3 separate regions of the Mus musculus genome follow, and regions 2 and 3 are each linked to region 1. Evidence: chromatin loops called from intact Hi-C (ENCODE). Cell type or tissue: heart. All regions are shown on one strand. Region 1 holds the start of Zscan2 (zinc finger and SCAN domain containing 2). Region 2 holds the start of Gm51451 (a long non-coding RNA gene). Region 3 holds the start of Alpk3 (alpha-kinase 3).

What was found. Peaks named below come from ENCODE experiments on the same cell type or tissue, not always from the same donor. Only the 100,000 strongest peaks of a DNase experiment are listed, where the experiment ranks them.
Region 2: a loop joins it to region 1, with 5 times the contacts of the local background. A loop is called at or near these places in 2 of 42 quality-filtered maps.
Region 3: it touches region 1 in a loop (2.6-fold over the local background); 5 of 42 quality-filtered maps call a loop at or near these places.

What each region holds. Positions count from the first base shown.
Region 1 is chr7:80,853,685-80,861,684 of GRCm38, forward strand. It overlaps Zscan2 (zinc finger and SCAN domain containing 2), which reads left to right and starts at 7,247. Exons shown (of 3, transcript NM_001382511.1): 1 at 7,247-7,393. In heart, a CTCF peak has its summit at 3,706 (motif pointing right); DNase peaks (open chromatin) are centred at 3,677, 6,697 and 7,227; H3K4me3 peaks cover 1,682 bases; H3K27ac peaks cover 1,560 bases.
Region 2 is chr7:80,909,757-80,917,756 of GRCm38, forward strand. Sec11a (SEC11 homolog A, signal peptidase complex subunit) reads right to left here. Exons shown (of 6, transcript NM_019951.1): 5 at 6,419-6,476; 6 at 5,623-6,148. The coding sequence ends at 6,098. It overlaps Gm51451 (a long non-coding RNA gene), which reads left to right and starts at 761. Exons shown (of 3, transcript XR_003946654.1): 1 at 761-1,563; 2 at 1,658-1,799. In heart, CTCF peaks have their summits at 664 (motif pointing right) and 3,228 (motif pointing left); no DNase peak of the experiment used is centred here.
Region 3 is chr7:81,056,368-81,064,367 of GRCm38, forward strand. It overlaps Alpk3 (alpha-kinase 3), which reads left to right and starts at 1,233. Exons shown (of 14, transcript NM_054085.2): 1 at 1,233-1,405; 2 at 7,582-7,620. The coding sequence starts at 1,263. In heart, a CTCF peak has its summit at 4,744 (motif pointing left); DNase peaks (open chromatin) are centred at 1,244, 1,864, 3,184, 3,795 and 3 weaker places; H3K4me3 peaks cover 3,277 bases; H3K27ac peaks cover 6,556 bases.

The DNA of each region.
Region 1 (8,000 bases):
ATTTTTATTTTTCTTATTTGTTTGGCTTAGTAGACGTGTTATCACACCTGGTCATGATCTGTTTCTACCCCACTCCCGTTTTTCATGCATGTGCTGTGGTATGCATGTGTGTATACATGTATATATGCATGTGTATATACATGTATGTATGCATGTTCATATACATGTGTGTATGCATGTGTGCATACATGTGTATGCATGTGTGTATGATGTGTGTATACATGTGTGTATGCATGTGTGTATACATGTGCGCATACATGTGTGCATGCATGTGTGTATACATGTGTGTATGCATATGTGCATACATGTTTGTATACATGTGTGTATGCATGTGTGTATACATGTGTGTATACACGTGTGTATGCATGTGTGTATGCATGTGTGTATGCATGTGTGTATGCATGTGTGTATGCATGTGTGTATGCATGTGTGTATACATGTGTGTATGCATGTGTGTATGCATGTGTGTATACATGACTTTTCCTGTGTGAGAGTGCACTTGTGTGTGGATATACATGCATGTGTGGACCAGAGCACGTGGAGGGCCGAGGCTGATGTTGAGAATTACCTTCCATTGCTTTCCCACTTTATCCAGGGTCTCTCAATCAAACCCAGAGCTCACTGATATGACTAATCTTACTAAGGAGCTTCCTCTGGAGAGTGAGCTCCCATCTCCACTTTCCAAGGCTGACATAGGAGGCAGGCCATCATGCATACCTGGCATTTACTCGTTTCTGGGCATCCAAACTCTAGCGCTCACGCTTGTAAAGCAAGTGCTTAACCTGAGCCATCATGCGATCTGCTCTAATTTTTTAAGACAGGTCTTGCTTTGTATTCCTTGCTAGCCTGGAACTCTGTGTAGCCCACACTGGCCTTGAACACTTGATCCTCCTGCCTCTATCTCTTGAGTCCTGGAATCACTGACTTGTGACACTATATCACACTTACTTACACGAGCAAACTTAGCTTTATGCTTGTCCTGGTTTCTGAGTGGACTATTTTTATTTTTAGTCATTTAATTTACTTATTTGAAATAGAGTCTTATAGTGTAACCTGTCTGCCGTGGAACCTCGCTATGTAGTCCAAGCTGGCCTCCAACTCATAGAGATCTGCCTGCCTCTGCCTCTCAAGTACTGGCAGAGATTAAAGATGAGTACCACTGTGCTGGTGGGCATTAATTTTGTTTTTTTCAAGAAAAATTCAAGGGGTGTGTGTGTGTGTGTGTGTGTGTGTGTGTGTGAGAGAGAGAGAGAGAGAGAGAGAGAGAGAGAGATCTCAAATGTATAATAGGAGAAACCTATTAAGAGTAATCTTTGGCACCAGGCAATTCCCTGAGGAGATCTCAACTTTCTGAGCAATGTGGTTCCATAAATTGCAGTTTGCAGTGGGGTTTGTGATGAGAACAGCTCATGGTTAGGAAACTTGCATGGAAACTGCTCTTGTCTGTGACAAGTTCATTATTTTTGCTGAAGGTTACAGGATTTTTTTTTTTTTCTTTCCAATAGCCAGCTATTTTAGGGACACATTTTTTTTCTTATAAACTAAACAGCCTCTGTGTGTGTGTGTGTGTGTGTGTGTGTGTGTGTGTCCTCTCTCCCTCTGTGTGTGTTAAATTTTCCTTCCTCTTATTTCAATCCTATCTTTATAATTAGTTTTATAAAACCTTAGAGAACATTGCAGATTATGGAGATAAATCCTTCTGAGACATAAGCTGTCCCTGGTGTCACTCATGCCTCTATGTCTTGCCAAGGACCACCCCACACTGGGACTGCCTCTGAGTCATTTTGTCCAGCCTAGAGCACCCTTGTGCCTTCCCACAAATGTCTTTGAATAGAGAAATTCAGAATAGGGCATGGGAACCAGCCAGAGGTTGCAGATCTGTTCTCCTGCCAGGAAGGGGCTGGAGTAGAGCCTAGCCCCCAGTCACAGAGAAGCCCTGGTCAGCACAGAACAACTAAGAGAAAAGCCAGCTTCCCCCAAAGAAGAAAGGGCCTAAGGAACCAAACCTCCTCTCTGTCATACTTAATGTGCACAAGTGAAACCACAAGTAAGAACATGCAAGCAAGCAAGCAAGAAACAAACAAACAAACAGAAAACCCATATGACCATTGTCATTGTTAGGGCTTTAGTGCTGTGAAGAGACACCATGACCACAGAAAGTCTTATAAAGGAAAACATTTAATTGGGGCACTGCCTGGCTTATTTTTTAATTTAGTGTGTATGAATGTGTACTGCCACATGCATGCCCAGTGCCTTTGGAACCTAGAGGAGGGTGCTAGGTCTCCTGAAACTAGAATCAGAAACTTGTGATCCCCCAGGGCAGGGCTGGTAACTGAACCTGGGTCTTCTGCAAGAGCAGCAGTGCTCTAACCACTGAGCCATCTCTCCAGTCCCCCTCTTCTCTCTATATATATATACATATATATGCACATATTTTTTATTTGCTTTGTTTATGGATAGTATCTTACTGTGTGTAACCCTGGCTGACCTGGGACTCACTATGTAGACCAGTCTGCCTTTGAGCTCACAGAGATCCACATGCCTCTGCCTCCAAAGTGTTGAGATTAGAGGCGTGCACCACCATGGCCAGCCCCTCCCTCTCTCTGTTTTTGACAAGTGAGTTATAGGATCTGAAAGTGTCTTGGATGGGAGTATAATCTGAAAAACTCAATCTGTTAGGATTGCACAAAGGTTTTAGGATATCTCTTCTATTGCCAAAGAGGTTTCTTGTCAGATTCTTAGAACACTGGGGACCAGTGAGTTGGATGTCTCAGCCAGGGATGGGATTCATGGCAAAAGAAGAGATCCAACTCCTGCAAATTGTCCTCTGACTTCTCCATTTGCTTTGTGCCTTGAATGCATGTGTACAAGCATACATGCAAGAAGGTAAATGAATAAGAAATGAAATCAATAGAATATCCCTAGAAATTTATAGGTTTACAGCTGGGAAAGGAGACGAAGCCTTAAGCAAATGAAATTGTGTTGGAAGTCTTGACTTTCAGCTGGTTAGAAACTTGAACCAGAGTCCTTGGTGGATTTCCTTCCTATTACCCATAATTCCCCCTGGCTGCCTAACCTGCCTCAGCCTTTCTGTCCCATGGTGGTCTCAGAGATTAGCTGTGGCAGCAAGCCCCTCCTCAACAGTACCGTTAGGCCCTGAGTTGGTCTCACATGTGACTTATTTTTTGTTTCAACTGGGATGGATGACCTAGGCCAAAGCCAGCGTCCCTGAGCTTGAGTCACAGAATTGTGAAGACTGGCTGTAGGGCACTTCGGTGACGAACTAATTCCAGTTCTTATGGTCAGCAGTTGGTTTGGGATGGGAACAAAAATAAAAGGATTTTTGGACTTCTGGAAAGTTCCAGAGGTGCACTCCACTGACCCATCAAATCCTTCCCTTGTGGAAATTTCCACTGGTGGTGAGGCTGGGCGCACAAAGGGACATTTCTCTGTTGATATAAGGTCACTCCACTGGCAATATTCTTTGGGGTTTCTCTGTATAGCCCTGGCTGTCCTGGAACTCACTCTGTAGATCATGCTGGCCTCGGACTCAGAAATCTGCCTGCCTCTGCCTCCCAAGTGCTGGGATGAAAGGCTTTCGCTGCGGCAATGTTCTTTTAGCTCTCCTCTCCAGGCATACTGATGGCAGGAGCCATGGCGGCAGCTGGCAATTACATCCAGGAACTTAGCGTAGAGTTCCTAGGTTGGCCTGGAGGTGGCACTGTTCGCATGTGGTCAGTTTAGGACTACTGAATTAATCAGTGAGCAGCTATTGATGCTAAGGTTCACTCTTATACCTAGTAACAAACCTCTACATACTTCTTGAGCATCTTTTTTAGTTAAGTATCTCCTTTTTTAAAATTTATTTTTATTATTTTATGTGTATGATTATTTTGCTTGCCTGCATGTGAGAGCACTGTGTGTGTGCCTGGTACCCGCTGAGTTCAAAATGTCCTTGTATGCCCTGAGACTGGAGTTACAGACAAGTACTCTTAACTTTGGAGTCACCTCTCCAGCCCTTCTTTTGTGTTTTGATAAATGAGGTTAATTAGTGAAGAAATGGTGCATTCAAACTGTTACAGTTTCTTCTAGGCTCCACACCATGGTTACCTGGCAACAGCTAGGTATGCCTGACTCACTATAGAAGGGACTGCTTGCCTGTCTTCTCTTACTCTTTTTTTTTTTTTTTTTTTTTTTTTTTTTTTGAGACAGGGTTTCTCTGTATAGCTCTGGCTGTCCTGGAACTCACTTTGTAGACCAGGTTCGCCTCGAACTCAGAAATCCGTTTGCCTCTGCCTTCTGAGTGCTGGGAATAAAGGTGTGCGCCACCACGCGCCCGGCTTCTCTCTTACTCTTTTACTCTCTAACTCTCCTCCCTTTCTGCCCCTTCTCTCCCCATTCCCCTCCCCACATCTCTCCACGGGTTAATGGTCAGCCTCTCTCTCTCTCTCTCTCTCTCTCTCTCTCTCTCTCTGCCTTTCTCTGCCTCTATTACCCCCTAACTCCCCTCCCCATGCCCTAAATGAACTCTAGTTTATACTATACCTCGTCCTGTGCCTGAGCATGGGCCCACAGAGGCACCCCCTCACCTCATCATACCACACCACCTCCAAACATATCCTTGGCCTTTCTTTCTTTTTTATAAAACAGAAAACAAACGTTTTTGGGGGTGATGTGGAAATCCAATTCAGAATCTATAAAAAGACAGGATGAACGAAATTGACTGGATAAAAATTCAGATTTGGGGCTGGAGAGGTGGCTCGGTGATTAAGAGCACACACTTACTCTTGCAGAGGAGCAAAGTTTGACTCTTAGCACTCACGTTGGGCAGTTAATAACCTTCTCTAATTCCAGTTCCAGAGGATCCAATACCTCTGGCCTCTGTGGGCATCCAAATTCAAATGCAAATACCCACACAGAAACACATAATTAAAAATAAAATAAACCGTGATGGAGAGAGAGCTCAGCAGTTAAGAGCACTGACTGCTCTTCCAGAGGTCCTGAGTTCAAGTCCCAGCAACCACATGGTGGCTTACAACCATCTTTAATGGGATCTGATGCCCTCTTCTGGTGTGTCTGAAGACAGCTATAATGTACTTATAAATAAAATATATAAGTCTTTTCTTAAAAAATTAAAAAATAAAATGAACCTTAAAAAAAAAACCAAAACCCAGATGTGGGGCTGAAGAGATGGCTTGGTGGTTAAGAGCATTGGCTGCTCTTTCAGAGGACCCTGGTACAACCTCCCGCACCCACATGGTAGTTCACAACTTTTATAACTCCAGTCAGGAGATCCTACACCCTCAAACCAGTGCACATAAAATAAAATAAAATAAAATAAAATAAAATAAAATAAAAAATTTAAAGCCAAATATCATTTTAAGTCAGAAGAAATGAATTTATTTTGCTGTGTGTATGTTTGTGTGTGTGTGTGCGCGCGTGCGCGCGCGTGCGAGCCAGAGTTACAGGGAGTTGTAAGGCACCCATACGGGTGCTGGGATCTGAACTCGGATCCTTTGAATGAGCAGGAAGTGCTATTTACCAGTAAACTATCTCTCCAACATTCAAATTCTTTCATTTGATAGACTACGAGAAAGCAAACGACAAAATGAGAAAACAACAGTTCCTGGGTCAGCGAGATGGCTCAGTGGGTAAAGGTGCATTTTATCGTAGACCACGGAGGATATTGTTTATCACTTCTCCCTTAGATTTCCTACCTGAGTGTCCAGGTAGTTACTCTCTTGTTTTTATTTAGTATGGATCCCATGGAACCAGGCCCACAAACTGTTGTGAGCTGTAATGTAGGTGTTGGGGTCTTCTGCAAGAGCAGCAAGTGCTCTTAACTCTTACGCGCGCTCAACTGGCCAGGAAGAACGACGCTGCAACAGGATCCTTCTGCACACGTTTATTGGGAGAGCTTGATTGTAGAGGCGAAAAGACCCTGAGCCCAGAACTGGTGCTGCTTACATAGGCCTAGGAGAGGTGTGTCTCACATCTGATTGGTTAACTTGTCTTGGCAAAAGAACCTTCACTGCCTATGTATGTGTAGTGGCCAGCAGTAGCCAACTGCCACTCTGCAACTGCCACTCTGCAACTGCCACTCTGCAACGGCTTCCCACACTTAACCACTGAACCATCTCTCCAGCCCCCAAGTCAAGGGTTTTAACTAGAGCGAGTAAGGGAGTAAAAGTTTGTATGCTCTTTGGGAAGAGAGCAATCCGTACAGAGTAGGAATGGCTGTGTCGGGGACAGAAGTGGGTTTAGATTTATCCTTTATCTGTTATCCTCTCCCTGTCCCTCCATTAAGGCGGGCACTAAAACAAAGTGGCACACTTTTCTTGGAAGCTCATTTCACCCAGTCTTGGGGCTTAAGTGCCCTCAAAGCTGAAAAGTTCACTTGGTGAAGGGGTAGCAGGCACTCCATGCATACTCTTATCTAGAGATACCCTGAAGCCAGTTGAAGCTGAGCCAACTAGTAGACCACTACCATCTATTGCTGTTCTTTACATCCTGTTTTGGGGACCTTGAGATGACCCATCTGGAAGGACCACTATTGTCCTTTGTGTCCTGTTTTAGGGTGCCTGGGTGGTCATTCCCTCCCAGAGCTAACCTCTTGCCTAACTGTAGGGCAGGTTCCAAGGAGCCGACTATAGACTAGGACTTACAAAGCAGAAAGAGCGGGGCGGGGCTTTCGTGAAGACGCAAGAATACCACGTGTGAAAACAAAGGGGAGTGCAACCCCGGAGTGCAAATGCCTGTGCGTAGCTGCAAATTTCCAGGAGAGGTGCGAACTTGGGCCAAGAGGAACTTTGATTGCGCAGATTTCTTCTCTGCTTAGAGTCAGCTTTTGGCTCTCGAGGGCTCATTTGCCACTCAATTCTCAGCTGAAAAAGACTGATACATTCACCCAGCTTTCATTTTTTATAGATAAATACACGCGAGCTTTAGAGAATTGGCACTATCTGTCTCAGGTGAAAGCTTTGGGCAGTACTAGAAGACAGACAGCTAGTCCTGGGTCGTCCTCTGCCTCTGATCCGGAGGCATTACTTACGGCTATCAAACCCTCTGTTCGCTCAGGTACAAACCACCCCCCCCCCCGTCTCTGGGTAAACTACATTTCCCGCAATGCATCGGGTGGAACTTCCCTCCCAACGCCCATCTGGACGCAGTTTTCACCAATAGTGGAGCAGAATTTCAGGAACTGTTGTGGACAGCCAATGAGAGTGGCCATGGGCGGGCCTCTCCCGTCCATTGTTCTCTGTGCCCCTTGGGCTTGAGCTGAGGTGAATCCAGAGGGGCCGGGCCGGGCCGGGCCAGACCGTGGGGTGCTTTTGCGCTCAGAGAGATAGCGGGAACAGGACCTGGTCCCTGGAGAGGCGAGCGGGAGAGGCAGGTCAGGAGCCGCGCGCCCCGCGGGGAACAGCCAGAGAGACAGCGAGTAACGGGCCTGGAGCCAGCTCAGGGCAGTTTGGGGGAGGGGCGTCGGTGTCCGCGCCCGACGGGCTGGACGCGCAGCTCTGCGTCCTGGTTCTTCGGAGCCCTCGAGGCTCCGCTCACACCAGAGCGCTGGGTACGCGCAGCCTAGGAACGCAGGCTTTACACTGGGAAGGGATGCTCGACGACATCCCACCGAGCCGCCTCCTTGACCAGGTGGGGAAACTGAGGTTCTGAGGGGGCGTGTCGGAGCCAGGCTTAGCTAATAAGCTGTCTAGGTTCAGTGTTCCCGGGATGTCCAGGAAGAATTACGATGTATTTGTGTTTCACGTAGTCATTTTGGACAAATTGACATTGGGAGCTTCAGTTTTCTTTCTGTTGTTGCTGTTCTGTTTTAACTTTTGCTATTTTCATGGGGGAGGGCATGTTATCTGATTCTATGGTGTAATGATTTTTTAAAAATAAATATTCATTGCTTTCATAATACTTAAATAGTTTTTAATTCCACTGCTTTGAATATTTTGTAGAGCTACTACTCAGATCTAGGTGTGTGTCCCCCACACCCC
Region 2 (8,000 bases), 56 kb after region 1:
AACCCTTTCCTCCCCAACTGCTTCTTGGTCATGATGTTTGTGCAGGAATAGAGACCCTGACTAAGACAATGAGGATATCAGATTTCTATTTCCTGAAGACACCCCTATGGATTTAGTAGTTTACAGATCATCATAAGGAAAGCTCAAATATCTGATGGATGTGGCTTTTGGGTTTGTGTTTTGAGACTGGGTCTCATGTAGCTCAAGTTGGCCTTGAATTCACTGTTTGTAGCTAAGGCTGGGCCTTAAATTTGCAATGTGCCTGCCTCCACTTCTCTCTGTGCCAGGATTACAGTCAGGGGCTGCCATACCCATTCAGGAGGTGGCTTTCTGTAGATGTTGCCAAACTAACTATACTGAGAGACTTCTGGGAAACAGCCTCAGCAAGCTTACCAGGCTAATTTGGACAGGGATTATGTAACACCACAGGGTGTTCCAAGAGTTCCTTGTCCTTGGAAAACTATTCTAAACTTTCTGTTGTTGTTGTTGTAACAGGGTTGCTCTGTGTATCTATCCCTGGCTGTCCTGGAACTCACAGAGATGTCTTTGCCTCCTGAATGTTGGGATTAAAGGTATGCATCACCACCACCCAAATTTCTTTTCTTTCTTTTTTTTTAAAATAAAGATTTATTTATTTATTTATTATATGTAAGTACACTGTAGCTATCCTCAGATACTCCAGAAGAGGGCATCAGATTTCGTTACGGATGGTTGTGAGCCACCATGTGGTTACTGGGATTTGAACTCGGGACCTTCGGAAGAGCAGTCGGTGCTCTTAACCACTGAGCCACCTCGCCAGCCCGCCCAAATTTCTTTTTATTACGTTTTATGCCCAATCTATAAAGCCCAGAAATAGCAGTTTCCTTCTTTGTACTATAGTCTAGAAAACCAAGAGTCAAAAGATAGAGATTTCTTCCAGGAGACAACAGAATCTTTCATCATCTTAGGATGCAGAGATGGGGTCTGAGGAGAGCTGAGACAGGGAGAGTCCTGAGTGAGGCTTACAGTCAATCGGAGGACTGTCTTCACAATCTGTGGTAAGCCTTGATCCTTTTAGACTCAATAACATTCCTTGATTAAAAAGGCAACTGATTTCAGATCTGGTTTTATCCATTTCCACTTCAACAATAATTTCTTCAGTTACAATTTTATATTTTATCACATAATACTAGCTTTATCTGTACAGAATAAGACAAGTATTTAAATAAATTTTAAAATAAATAAAATACTGTATCAGGCACTAGAAGATACCCAAAGATGAATCCAAAACCAGTCCTGTTCCACTGCCTGAAGGAATCAACCCTCAGTCTAGTGGTAAGAGGGACACAGAGGCAATGTTAGAGAGAACAAGGACAAAGCACTGGGCAGTCTGAAGCAGGAAGCATCACCCGAATTCATCAAGTGTAGGCAGGACTCCATTGCAAGCCCCTCCCTAGCATCGTTTGTGATCACACTAGGCTCCTCCGTGGGACAGGCTGAGACATGCCCCGCCCACCATCACACTAGGCTCCTCAGTGGGACAGGCTGAGACATGCCCCGCCCACCAAGGCAGAGTTCTGAAAGGTCACCAAAGATTGCTCTTTACCTCTGTAGCTGGGTCTAGCTGGAAATCTGACACAGCAGATGTTCATTGAGGAAATTCTTTTCTGCACTCCAGGCAGTGACCAGCATAAGCAACGGTGTCACGTCTACATGCTAAGAGCCATGTGGATGCAGAGATGGGGTCTGAGGAGAGCTGAGACAGGGAGAGTCCTGAGTGAGGCTTACAGTCAATCGGAGGACTGTCTTCACAATCTGTGGTAAGCCTTGATCCTTTTAGACTCAATAACATTCCTTGATTAAAAAGCGTTTTCTATATCCAGACCATACTTTACAACAATACCACAGGCCCTGGTATTGTTCAGTTCCAGCATCAGAAAAAGGTGATGAAGGTACAGACAGGCAGAAAATGGCTTGCACCGCCTTCCTAGCTCAAAGAGCACCCTAAGGAAGGGCGAGTCCACGGGGCCAGCTACAATTAGATCATCCCTTGAAGCTCAACAGTGTTAGAACACTGTCATAAGAAGAGCGACAGCAGACGACGGAATGGAGTCTCCCGCATGTGATGAGCGGTTAGCTGAATGTGATAAACACTAAAGCACTATGCCGGAGAGCCTCTGCAAGTCCCCAGAAAAATACACAAGCAATCAAGAAAGCCGAGGCTCTCAAAACCTATGACTCCCTAGGTAAAGTGACAAATGTCAACAGTCCAGCCAATAAAGAGAACACAGGAGGAGTCTGCAGGCATACAGAAATAAGAAGGCAGAATTAACACTGAAGGGTACTCGTGCTGCTTAGATGGAGCCCGGGTGAGAGGAAGTGTTCAGATTCAAATTTGGCAAGGCCAATAGAGAATGTACTTACTAAATAACAGGAAAGTACAAATCACTTTAATGATTCATACGCTCTGCTCACAACAACACTAATCTAAGATACCACGCCTCAGCTTCCAGCGCATGGCTATACCCAGCACTTAATAGACGCTGCTTCATGCTGCGGGAGAAACAGAGCACAGTGTCTATAAAACGAGGCTCCTGCAGCAGAGGAGTCCACAACTCGCCAGCAATCTTGAGACTATACCCCAAATCCAAAACACTGTAAAGGACCAGAGGCAGGACAACATCATGTCTAAAGACGACGAGCTTCAGACAAGCACAGAGAAGAGAAAGAGGCAATACAGCAAGGACACCATGGACGATGGCGTGGAGATGCTCATGTTCATCACTAGCTGCATCCAAAGCCTGAGCTGAGCTGGCGTGCAGGGCAGAGGTCGAATGAAAACAAGCCATCTGCTTCAGTCACAGTGTACTCCTGAAGTGAGAGGCATACACCCTCAAAGGAACACAGTGCCCACAGACTGGATCAGATCATGGGGGAGGAACCGAGGCAGGGCAGAAAGGAATAAACAAGGGCAGGGTGAGTGGTACTCAAGCAACAGGAAGTGGTAATTGCTAAGGAGAATGGACGGCAAAGGGCTTAGCAGTGAGACAGATGGGAAAATGCTTCACCTAGCACCTCCCTGAACATGTGAGAACTAGCCAGGAAGCTCGAGTTTCAAAATGGGAAGGTCGATCTGGTGGGATGGCTCAGCGGTTAAGAGCACTGACTGCTCTTCTTAAGGTCCTGAGTTCAAATTCCTGCAACCACAGGGTGGCTCACAACCATCTGTAATGAGATCTGATGCCCCCTTCTGGTATGTCAGAAGACAGCTTCGGTATACTTACATATAATAAATAAAAAATCTAAAAAAACCAAAAATAACAAACAAAAAAACAAGTGGGAAGGTCAAGTCAGAGGTGTGGGACCAGAACTAAGGAAATGACAACGTAACAGCTGGAGTTATGAGAGCCAAGAGAGCCTCCTAGCATCACATTCCAATGTAAAGTTTTATCAGTTCTTCTCCCATTTCCAATTCCTTCCAGTGGCTAGGTCCCCCACACCGCCACTAATCTTGCCGAATCCCAAACAACTGGGAAGTCAATTCAATTACTAGTTGTTTCTCTGGCATTTCTTGTATTTTCATTTTGGTGAATTGGTCTCAACATGACGCTCAGGTGGTCTCAACCCCATGGGCTCAAACAGTTCTCCTGCCTCAGCCTCCTGTGTGGTCTGGGCTATAAGTGTGTACTGATATGCCTGGCTCATTTCTTATGTTTTCTGTGTTTTAAGATTTATTTTAAATTGTGTATGCGTACATGAGCGTAGTGGTCCAAGGAGACCAGAAAGTGTGGGGATTCCCTGGAGCTGGAGTTATGGGCAGTTTGTGAGCTGCCATGTGGGTGCTAAAAAACCTAGGATTTCTCCAACAGTAGTAGGTACCCCAATGAGCATTCTGTTTCCAACCACCCCCATTTCAAGAATCATTTTAATTTCTTATATTTTCAAAAAACTCAAATGTTTAATTTTTTAGTTTTAAAGACTTATTATTCTTGAAAGATATATTTTTATTTACGTGTGTCTATATGTGCATGTATGTATGTGTGTGCACCCACACTTGTGAAGGCCAGAAGGCAGTACTGGATCCCCTGGGACTGGAGTCCCACATGGCTGTGAGCTGCCTTATGTTGGTGCTGGGAACTGAATTCAAGTTCTCTAAAGGTGCAGTGTATGCTGTTAACCAACAACCACCTCTCTAGCCTTTATTTTTTTTATGTGTTTTGCCTGGATGTATGCATGAATAACCGTATGTTGTCGGTGCCCATGGAGGTCAGAAGAGGGCATTGGATTCCCCCATGGAACTGGAAATACAAGTGGCTGTGAACAGCCATGAGGAAGCTGAGAGAGGTCGGACAGAACAGGTCCTCTGTAAGAACAGCCAGTACTCTTAGTGCTGAGTCATGGCCTCTCTAGCTCCCCAAATCTTAGTGTTTAGTCTTAGTATAAAACATGGGAACATAATAACTCTCCCCAAAATAATCTTTTTACTTTTGGCTAATAGAATGATTCAAGTGTGTTAAGTGCTCTGGCTACTTTTTAAGAAAAATGCAGCCTCTGTAATAGAAGCTTCTAGCAAAGAAAGGGAAAAGAGGTGGAACACTGATCAGAAAGAGTATGAAGTCTCTCTCTCACAGGGGACCGTCAAGGAAGGAATAAGAGTAATAACTCTTTGCCATGCACGGAAGAGGCAGTCTGAGCATGCGTGGATCACGGGCAGTAAGTTTCTCAGGCTGAGAAAGCCAAGAGCTGGTATCATTGAACACCATATGCAAAGTTTGAAGGCTAAGGCCTAGTTAATGGTCTCAGGGAGCAGTATTCTATATAGGGAAGGCTCTGGGAACTTGCCTATTCCATTCCATTAGCAAACAGCACAGGCTGAAGAAACAGAAGCTAACTGCATGCTTGCTTGGAGATCTCACATTAAACAAGAAAGGCAGAATTAGAAGTATTTTGTGTTACTGCATATTGGTTTACCCTACATTCTGATTTCAAAATGAAAAGAAAACACAATTGGGCTTTTAGTCACTACTTAAGCTTGCATTAGAGAAAAAAAAAAGCAAAGCCAGCCACTTAAGTGAAAGGGTTTAGGCAAATGAGAATTAGAGAGAGTAGGGTGCTGGATTCCGCAGGCAAGGCTGTCTTGTTCAAATGCTAACATATCGAGGAGTAGGTGAAAGCACCTACAGTGGACAAAGGTTAGGTGTCTTTGCAACCAGGTGAGATCTCTCTGGACCTCTCAGTTGCACCATCTGGGATTATACACATCTGAGTCACACCCTAGTGAAGAATTGATTGTGACTAAGACATTTCCTATGAACGTCAATGGCTACTTTGGCTTCACAGAAACAAAAACAAACCTCGACAAAAAAAACCAAAAAAACAAAAAAGCCTGTTAATATTTGATCAACTATCACAGCTGAAGGACTGTTTATATACTACAGCTTTTTCTCCTTTAGCCCAGGCTGGCCTTGAACTCCTGATCCTCAGCTTCTGATGCTGAGATATTCCAGGAGCTGGGATAACAGGCATGTGCTGCCACGCCCAGCCACATCAAAGCCTTTCTAAACCATAATGGGTACTAAGAACCAGCCAAGAAAGGCACATTTCAGGAGCTTTCCCAACAAACAGAATTCAGGGAAAGGGGTTCAATGTGCAAAGTCTTTTATTTAAAATTTTGAAAAGTTAAGACTTATGATCGCCTCAATATGTGCCATTCCTACTGTAAGGAGGAACGACAGGTTTGAACTCATGCAGAGCTGTGTTTTCATTTACAGAACTCTGTAGGCACTTTTAAAGTGAAGCTTGGCTTCAAAATACAAACACTGGGGGCTTTGGCTCAACCTTTTAATATAAAAAATTCACTGATGTACAAAAATGTGAAAGAGTGACAATGACAACATATGAAACCCTGTGATTGACAGTCCCCTTGTGTGCACTCCACGGTGCACATGCACCCGCCCACACAGCCTCGGGTGTGGAAACACAAAGCAATGCAAACCAGGGCTACCAAGAAGTGCCAACGTGTGTGTCCTCCGAAAATCCGCAATCACAGATCAGGATCTACTCCAACATTCAGTAACAACAAGCACAGCAGCTTCCTAGGAACAGGGAGTCCGACTTCTTACTCACGATGGACCAGCACAAATAAACCGAGCAGAAACAGTACTGCATACTAAAAAGTGAAACAGGAACACATGTCAGGGACGCTTCCAATACCTCCGAAGTCTTCATCGTCATAAACTCAATTGTGACCAGGATCAATCACTAAACTACATTATGTTTTCATGCTGTAATCCATTTAACAGTCTCCAAAGGTAAACAAAAGATCCCTGGAGGAGCTGGCTGAATCCAGGGCCTCACACATGCTCCGCATGTGTGCTGCTGAGCGAGCGCCACACTCTCATCAGTTCACTTCTAATCAAACATAAGGTTGTGCTCTCACCTTAAATTTAGGATAGTCATTCATGAGGATCGTCACAATTCCAATGTAAGGAACAAACCTGGAACAAACAAGTAAGCAAAGAACTTATCATCAGAGATAAACACCCTAGATGAAGCAGCTGCTAATGTTTACTGACTATTCATTACCAGTGCCTTCCAGAGTACTGATTCACAATGTCCACTTGCATACATTATATTTGTTCCTTTCAATAGCCTGTTACAAGGAAGTTAGGATTATTACCATTTTATAGATGAGGAAACAGGATCACGCGCCCAAGGTGCATGGCTTGTATGTGGCAGAAGCAGACAGTACCACACCAGAGATCTTAGGTCTCTAGTTGGTATCTTCACTGCTAGGGGCTGGGTGTGGCCTCATAGCCATTACGGAGCTGCCAGTCTTGGTGGAGAGGTAAGGCAGAAAGCATCACCCTGCAAAGTACTTCATGTCTGGTCATCACTGAACAGAAGAGCTCAGGGCTCCACCACCACTCATTTAACCACAGTCTGGCTTTGGCCCTCTTACTCCTGGTTTTATTTATTAGACAGGGTCTTGAAATGCAGCCCAGGCTTGCCTTGAGCTTACTTCCACCTGCTGTAGTCTCCTAAGATGCTGGGATGAGTACATGTGTCACTGTGCCTAGCTCTGAAATTTTTCTAGAACTATTTTATCACCACATACAGCAAACCAGTCTTAGCCTCCATCTTCCTATATACTTGTCCAGCATTCTTTTAATTCTTAGATTTATTTTATTTATGTGTGTGTTTTGCCTGTATGTATGTATATACATATACCTGGTGCCCATAGATGTCAGAAGAGGCATCGGATCCTCTAGAAATGGAGTTGCAGATGGTCGTGGCTGCACATGGGAGGTGAGAATTGAGCCCAAATCCTCTGAGAGAGCAATGAGTGCTCTTAACCAGTGAGCCATCTCTTCAGCCTGCAACTTGCTCTTGAAAGCCTTTCTCTTTTGTTTCAATAACTCACACACCTAATAGTTCTATACCCACCTTTAGACTGCTGTATCTGTACTTTCATTTCTTCCTCAACCTGGAATTAGAGATGGGTGACCAAGCCCACCCTGCGTTTACAGAGGCTCTGGGGACCTGAACTCAGATACCTACATTTGAGTTGCAAGTACTTTGACCACTGAGCCATCTCCCCAGTCCTGTGTTCCCACTAGCTTGCTTTCTCTTCATCCCTTAACTGAGCAGAAACACCTGGTGACAACTCTTAACGAATTCCATACACTTGCCTTTAAGGTCTTCGTCACAATTTTAAGAACTTTGTTGTTCTAATCATATGGTATTTGCCTCCCTCTGACTCTCTCAGAGTAGCGATCTTGATCTCGCATAACCTCAAGGCCTTGTACACCCAACCTTCCAGCCAACACGTACAGGTGCACATGTGCATGCATGTGTGCTCACACTCCCACACTAGAGATCAAACTCAGGCAGGGCTTCATGCAGGCCAGGCACTCGCTCTATGGCTGAACCTTGCCTTGGGCCTAATCCTGCCTGATGGAATGTTTGAATAGGTTTTCTTTTCAGTTTCTCCAGAGTTTAAATCTTCTTTCTGTGTAAGA
Region 3 (8,000 bases), 200 kb after region 1:
TCGGTAACAGTGTATCTCCTAGAAATGTCAGAAATTATATACATGAAGTCTCACCAACACCTAGACATGCTGCCTAAACATGACCTGATGAGGGATGATACAAGTAACCGTGCTGTCATGGAACAGGGAAAGTTCACAGGGCCTCAAACCTAAACAAATAACTATAGGCAATTAAGGAATGCTGAGAGCCAGAGAAACAGTCTTCCCCAAGGGGAAGCAGACCAACTGGTTATCCAGTACCAAACGGTCAGCCTGAAGATATACACACACGTAACATTATACAGACTGGGCAGGTTGTGTGTGTGTGTGTGTGTGGTGTAACAACAATTAAAGAAATATTTGTAACAAGAATTAAAGAAAAAGAGGCCATGAAATTGAAATAGAGTGAGCAGGAGAGCAAAGGAGAGCTTAGAGGCAGGAAAGAAAAGAAAATATAGGGAATGCATTTTTTTTTTAAAGAGTGTTTTGGTAAGTCAGGAATGAAGGCACACACCTGTAGTCTCAGCAATTGCCTTGAAGCCAGGACTGAGAGAGAGAATAAACAAATATTTCGGTGAAGACCTTTGATTGGCCCAGGTTAGGTCTGTGGTCAGGGACAGATAAACCCACTGTGGTCACTCCCAAAAACTAAGCGCCAGGTTTAAGCTGTGCTTAGCAGCTTGCTCTGGGAACGGTGAAGGATAGAATCGTTTTTCTAAGCATTAGGACTTGGCCCATTTTCTGACCTTAGGAAATGGAGCCTGAAGGGATGGAAGAGGTTGGATTATTCTAGAAGCCTTTGATGAACCACTAATCTATGCTAGATACTGCTAAGGGTTTGGGGGAGACACACAATGTATACCCAGGAATCTTGGGCTCCTTTGGATAGAGGGAGGTCACTGATAGAGGTGACAGAGTATGTCTTAAGTAGTGGCCCACAGACCACTGGCTGGTGGCTGTCAGTGTGGCCCCTTTCAGGATCTATCTTAAGCTCTCCTCCCCTAGGAACTCTTCTCTACCCTCGTTCTACTTGTTTCTCTAAAAACTGAAAGAAAGCCAGAAGAAAGTTGTGAGGAGGCTGGGGTTCTAAGGACCCTTTCTTTCTGTCTCTGGGTCGGCATTCACGGAGTTTCTCTGCAGGCCTCCCTGGCTCCCGGGTTAGGCTGAGTAGCTGCCTAAACCGGGGGAGGGACAGCAGCAGGTGACAGCAGCCCCGGGTTATAAATAGGGGCGCGCGTCAGAGTCGGGCAGGAGCCGGGGCTGGAGGCAGGGGCTGCGGTGCCATGGGGTCGCGGAGGGCCGCGGGCCGGGGCTGGGGCCTGGGTGGTCGAGCAGGAGCTGGTGGAGATAGCGAGGACGACGGGCCGGTGTGGACGCCCGGCCCAGCCAGTCGCAGCTACTTGCTTAGCGTGCGGCCAGAGGCTAGGTGAGTCGCCCAGGGCCCTGGGTTGCCCCAGGCTGCTCTGTCCTTTGGGTGGTGGCCGGGTGTGGCCAGGCTCTCAAAAGCACTCTGAAATCTGGAGGCCTGGGTAAAACCGGGGCCCTCAAACTTTCTCAACCCTAAGGCCCTGAGGACCCTCTTGGTACCCTTTTGGTCCCTTGAGGGCCCCAGGGTTTCAAATGTGTGGCCCAAGAGGGGAAAGGCCATAGTTTGGAGTGATTTTACAGGGGCCCTTTCCTTATCTCCCTCGCCCACACCAAGCTAACCCCAGGGCTGAATTCCACAGTTAGTGATAAGGGGATCCAGAGTGGCTGAAATTCCTCAGGCTTCAAAGGAGGGGACTGCTGGTTGATGGGTGTGGGGGGAGCCATTAGAGGCTGTTTAGCTTAGAGTCCGAGATCGGCCTTGTGATAACTGAAGTTCCTCCCCTGGGCCTAGGGCTTTGGCCTTCCTGCACTGTGTTGTGTCTGGTTGAGAGGAAGGTGCCAGGAGGTGGCTGTTTGTTGGCCTTGTCTGGGGATCTAGGGAGGATCTGTGGCTTGAAGCTCAGAAGGAGTCAATTGCCCTGCCCAGTGGGACCCAGTAGGGGTTGAACTGGCACAGGAGGGGTGGGACTGGTGAACCCTTTATTGGCCTTGCAGAAAGAGACATTGGAAGGCTTTGTTTTAGGAGCTAGGTTATCCCTAGTTGCAAAGGATACACAGACACTAGGCAAGCCTTGCAAAAGACACTCTAAGAACAAGATGCAGACACCCAAGAACAAGTGCATCGCCCTGGAGACACGGAGACAGGAACTTCCTGCCCCTTGTGGGCAGCTCAGCTTCCCTCTGCTCCTGAGCCCATTTTCCAAAAGGAAATGTAACAGGGTGGGCCTTGGAGTAGGCTGTTACTTCTTAGCACCAAAATTTAGCTTGCGTAACTTGCTTCTCTGAGACACTATTTACAGACTTCTGCTCTCCGCTCAGAGAGAGAGAGAGAGAGAGAGAGAGAGAGAATAAATACATACAGGCTCGAAGGACAGTCAGGAAAAGAAGCCCTGGGCACTTCCTGGATCGTCAGAGTCCTATTGACCTTGGAGTTGGAAAAGTTCAAATGTAACCGGAACCTGTTTCTGCATAAAACTCGGCAAATGGTGTCACGTGTTTGGGGTAGGACTGAGGGCCGGTACTGTGACTAAGTCAAACTCACCCAGGCTCCTGGGTTGCTGGGGGTTGTGGTAGGGCACCATTTCCCCAGTTGTTGGCTCTGTGGAATGCTGCAAGGAAATGTGGACATTTATTGTGCTCCTTAGTGAAGCAGCCTGCCCTGTGAGAGCCTCGTGCTTCTCACTTGTCACTGTGACTTATCGCTTATCTCACTAGGCTAAGTGATTTATCTGGGTATCACTTCTTTCTGCATCTGGCCTTTGTCAATAGCAGTGAACAAAGAGAAGAAAAGGAAGCAGGATTCTTCTTGGAGATGTTGCAGTGGAGGAAGGGAAGAAAGGATGCTTTGAAAGCCAGGCAGAGGGGAGTGAGTTCGGAGCTGTTAGGAACAAGGCTGGAGGCTTGGACCTGGGGATGTTTCCTGGATGAGCTTGTGTTAGACATTTTTATAGTGTATCAGCCAGAGGGCGGGAAGTGAGAAAAGTTTGTCTGGCTTGAGTCCTTGGACCTTAGTGGGGATGCTGTAAGACGACTATTCTTGTTGGGTATCCGAAGGCTCCGGGTAGGAGCAGTGGGAAAGGATTTTCTAGCCCTGGACTTGGGACAGTTTCCCCTGTACTCTTCCACCCCCTGCCAACTGGCTACAGACCCAAACGGGTCCTGACCAGAGCAGCCAGGTTTGCTTGGCTTCTGGAAGAGCCTATGGCCAAAAAGGGATTGTGAAGTGGGCTGAGCTCAGGCTGGGGGAGGGACAGTTCCCAGCACTATGGAAAGGTCTGACTTATGTTGGAGGATGGGTTGCACAGTCTGCTGCCCCTCAAATGACTGACTTCCTGTGGAGGTGAATGGAGCCCAAGAAACAAAGAAGGGGTCCTTTGAGGACTTTACTAGCTCTGTCCAGCTCCAGCCCAGGGTCTTGGCTGCGAAGCAAGTTCTGCCCTCCATTTTGAATTCAACATCTTTTGGGTCTGCCTTTTTTGTAGATCTCCTGCAGAGCTCTTTTTGGTTTTTGTTGCTGCTGCTGTTGTTTGTTTGTTTGTTTGTTCTGAGGGACAGGGTTAATCTGTGTAGCTCGGGCTGTCCTGGAGCTCATTCTGTAGACTAGGCTGGCCTCGAACTCAGAGACCCGCCTGCCCCTGCACCCAAGTGCTTGGATTACAGGTGCATGTCACCACCCCCTGGCTCGCTGTGAAGCTCTTAAGGGGTCCTTCCCTTGGGCTCTGAGGCTGGGCTTTCCCTGGGGGCTATGGACAATTGCCATGTGGCTGGGGCTCCAGAGTCTATGTGTCCCACACTTCCTGCCTGCCCCATGGTCCTCGGGGGTATTTCTAGTCTCATTTCAGTTCAAGGATATCCAGGGCTATGTAGGTCCAAGGCAGATATTCCCACGTGGCTGTCCTAACTGATAGACAATCTTTTTGTTCTCCTAGCAGTAAGGAGCTGACCCCTCTGGGAGGATAGTGTGTGGGTAGGCTAGAGTATTCTAAAGAATCGAAGTTGAGAATAGGCAATAATGACTGACCACCTTATGTGTGACACTCAGAAGTTTGTCAAGTCCCTGGCCTCTTGATTCACAAAGGCCCAAATTCTGTCGGCTTCATGGGAAAATAAAGGCTATGGCATTGCTCCCAACCACTTTGAAACAATCTCTGCTGTTCCTCTTGGGTAAGGCAGGTTGTCTAGGGTGTTAGAGAAACTAAGGCATTGGGCCAGAACTTTCTGCAAACCTTTTATGTCTCAGCATAGGTGGCTAGCAGCAGGATGGGAGGCCCCCAGCTTCCATGCCTGTCCCCGTTTTAGAAGGCCTATTCTGAGTCCTGAATTCCAACTCTGCAACAGAGGCATGACCAAAACTCTAAAACCCTTCAGCTCCAATGTTAGCTGTCTCTGATGCTCCCTGGCCCACCTCACACTCCACACACCCAGAAGCTCTGCTGCTCCAGATTGGTCAGCCAGGCCTCCACAAGACCTGCCCTCTGATGACCTGGTGCCTACAGGGGCCTCAGATTCTCAGCCTGATTAACATGTAAGGTCGGGGGCCTGTACAATGGTTCAGCAGCTAAGAGAGCTTACCTGCTTTTCTAGAGGACACAAGATTTGGTTCCCAAGATCCAGGTTGGGCTTCTCACAACTGTCTGTAACTACAGCTCAAGGGATCTGGTGCCATCTTCTGGCCTCTGATGGCATCTGCACACATTTGGGCATCTTCCCCACCCAGTGCACATGACTAAACATAATATAAATCAGGCTAGAGTAATGGCTCAGCACTTAAGAGTGTATGCTGCTCTTTCAGAGGACCTGGTCTCCGTTCCCAGCACCCACACTTGGTGGCTCACAACCACCTACAACTCCAGCTCCAGGGGATCTGATGCCTCTGTCCCTCTGTCCTCCTAAGGCACCTGTACACACACACACTTTTAAAATAATAGAAATAGACCTTTAATAATAGAGCGTGCCTTTAATCCCAGCACCCAGTAGGCAAAGGCAGGTGGACCTCTGTGAGTTCAAACCCAGCCTGGTCTACAGGGATAGATCCAGGATAGCCAGGGTTACACAGAGAAACCCTGTCTTGAAAATTAATTAATTAATTAATTAATTAATTCTTCTTTCTTCCTTCTTCTTTCTTCTTCCTTCTTCTTTCTTCTTCTTTCTTCTTCTTTCTTCTTTCTTCTTCCTCTTCCTCCTCTTCCTCCTCCTCCTCCTCCTCCTCCTCCTCCTCTTCTTCTTCTTCTTCTTCTTCTTCTTCTTCTTCTTCTTCTTCTTCTTCTTCTTCTTCTTCTTCTTCTTCTTTTTCAAGACAGGGTTTCTCTGTATAGCCCTGGCTATCCTGGAACTCACTCTGTAGACCAGGCTGGCCTCGAACTCAGAAATCAGCCTGCTTCTGCCTCCCAAGTGCTGGGATTAAAGGCATGCTCCACCATTGCCCAGCTCCTTTTTTTTTTTAATTAGATATTTTCTTTATTTTCATTTCAAATGTTATTCCCTTTCCTGTTTCCCCTCCGAAAACCCCCTATCTGTCCCCCCACCCCAATAAAATCTTAGAAAAAAACCCAAAAAAAACCCATAACAAACAGACATGCAAGGTGAAAGCTGAGTGACTGCGGGGCCAGGAAAGAAAGCTGTGTGAAGAGCCAGAGTGGGGGCGGCGGCGAGGACTCACTGGCTCTTGCCCACGTGGGGGTGGAACCTGCCATTTTCCGTTGTAAATTAGAAAACTGGCCCAATGCCTCTCCTTCCGCGGGAGGAGGTCCAGACTCAAGGGGAAATCACTCAGTTCCAAGGAGAGGGACAAAGGTAGCGTGTGGTCAGAGAAGGCCAGAGGTGGCCAGTACCTCGGGACTAAGGGAGGTTGTGCCCACACAGATTTTTTTAAGGCTCCAAACAAAGGTGCCTGCGGTGTGTGTGTCCATGCCCTTTTCCTGGCTCTTCTGAAACCGTGACTCCCACTGGGGGCAGGGGGGTGCAGAACCCCTCCTATTTGAAAATGCTGTTCCTTTTCTTCTCTGCCTCCTTCTCTCATAAAAACAATCACGATTACCCATTGCATGGGTAGCACTATGTTTTGAAGGCTGTGTGGGCAAGAGTTAGCTCAACAGAAGAGAGACAAGAAATGGTAGCCTTGGGTGTGACCTTGCCAGTTAGGGATGGGCTTGGCTGCAGTAGAACCTGGATGTTGGAAGGGATTGTAAGACGACCAGGGAGGATCTTCCTTGTTGACATCGAGTTGAGTCTAGACATACTTGCAGAGGGTATACTGCTGCGTTTTCTACAGAGCAGTGTGTGAAGTCTATGGTGCTGTACACCTGTAATCCCAGCACTAAGGAGGCTGAGGCAGAAGGATCACTGGGAATTCAAAACCAGTTCTGGCTACACAGTAGGTTTGAAGTCTACCTGGGTTTCATGAGACCTTGTTCCCCCCAAACCAACCAAACAAGCAGGCAGAGTAACAAAACCCAAACAAAACCCAAACAACAGCCTACGAGGGGATCGTTGATAAGGAGGGCTGTTAAGTATGGAGCTGTCTGGCTCTAGAGCCGAGCACAGTAACAAGGAGAGAGTGTTAGAAAAGGAGAAAGAAGTGTTGATTGGATTTGTGGGACAGAGGAGAAGGAAGAGTTCAAGATGGCGGGTCTGGAGCTTAGGGATTTGGAAGAACGCTGGTGGCATCCAAGAAACCCGTGCTCAAGGGAGGGAAAGAGGGTGGGTTATCAAGCGATAGGATCGTGGGCTCCCCTGAGTGCCAGCGAGCAGACTTAGGGTGCTATAAAAAAGAGTGAAGGGGTGGGGTGGCTCTTGCCGTCTTCCAAAGACCTGAGATCTGCTGGAGGAAGAGGTCAAAGATGGCTCCCACCAAGGGACTGATGCTCCATTACTTGTGAGTGAGTCTCTGTCCCCAGAGGAGGAGGCAGGCTCTAGTCTGTGCCCCAGGACCCTAAGCAGGATGGGATGCCGGATCCAGGGAGCTGGGTGTCTCTAGCTCCCGCTGAATTAACTGCTTGGTGTCCCTCCTCCTCGCTCTCCCAGCTGGTTTGCCTTGCTCTTTAACCGGACTTTAACATATTAATGGTGGGTGTTCTCCAAGCCACCTGTCCATGCGGGGATTTCCAGGAATGCTGCTGCTCTTTCTCAAAGGCAAGAACTGAAGCCACAGCCACCCGAAGGCTGGTATGCCCTGGGCGGGTGGGGGAACAGGCGTAGGTGTCCCCTGGGGAGAGACACTCACGCCTGATGTATACCTTTCTCTCAAAGCACAGCCCCCAAGGACCTCCATCCTGCCTAACAGATTTCCTGGACCCTGCTGCACCTAACGAGCTCTCCGTTTCAGATATATTGGTGTCCAGTGGTGAGGACACTTGCTGCTAACAGGAGCCGCCAACTAAGACAGCTGGTCCCTTTTAATAGAAAGGCCTCTGGGTCTCAGATGGTGGCTGATTAATACTCTGTGAGTGTTGTTGATTTTGCCTCCTCCTCTCCTTGCTTTTGGGCCTAATGATTCCATTTACTGTTTTTGCTTAGCTTATCAAGCAACCGGTTGTCTCACCCCAGCTCTGGAAGGTAAACGCATATTGCATTACATTCTCCGACTGCTTTTGAGAGGCCACTGGATGACTGCTCGGTACACTAACCAGGCTGCATGGGGTGAAGGGAGGTCTGGATGGTGATGGGGAGGGCGGAAGAGAGTACTCACTTGGGCAAGGGTCGCATAGGGACCAGAATTGATGCTTGCATGGGCCTGGGATTCAAGAATAAAGATATGGGCAGGAACTGTTGAGATGCTTGCATTGATAGCCCTCCCTCTGCCTTTGGAACGGACATCTTGGGGATGGAACAGGCAGCCACCAGCCACAGGAGCCCGGTGCCTGGCTTTGGATACCGTATCCATCTTCCTGTGATAGTGGCCCCTGCCTCTTACATGTTAATCCTGCCATCCTGGA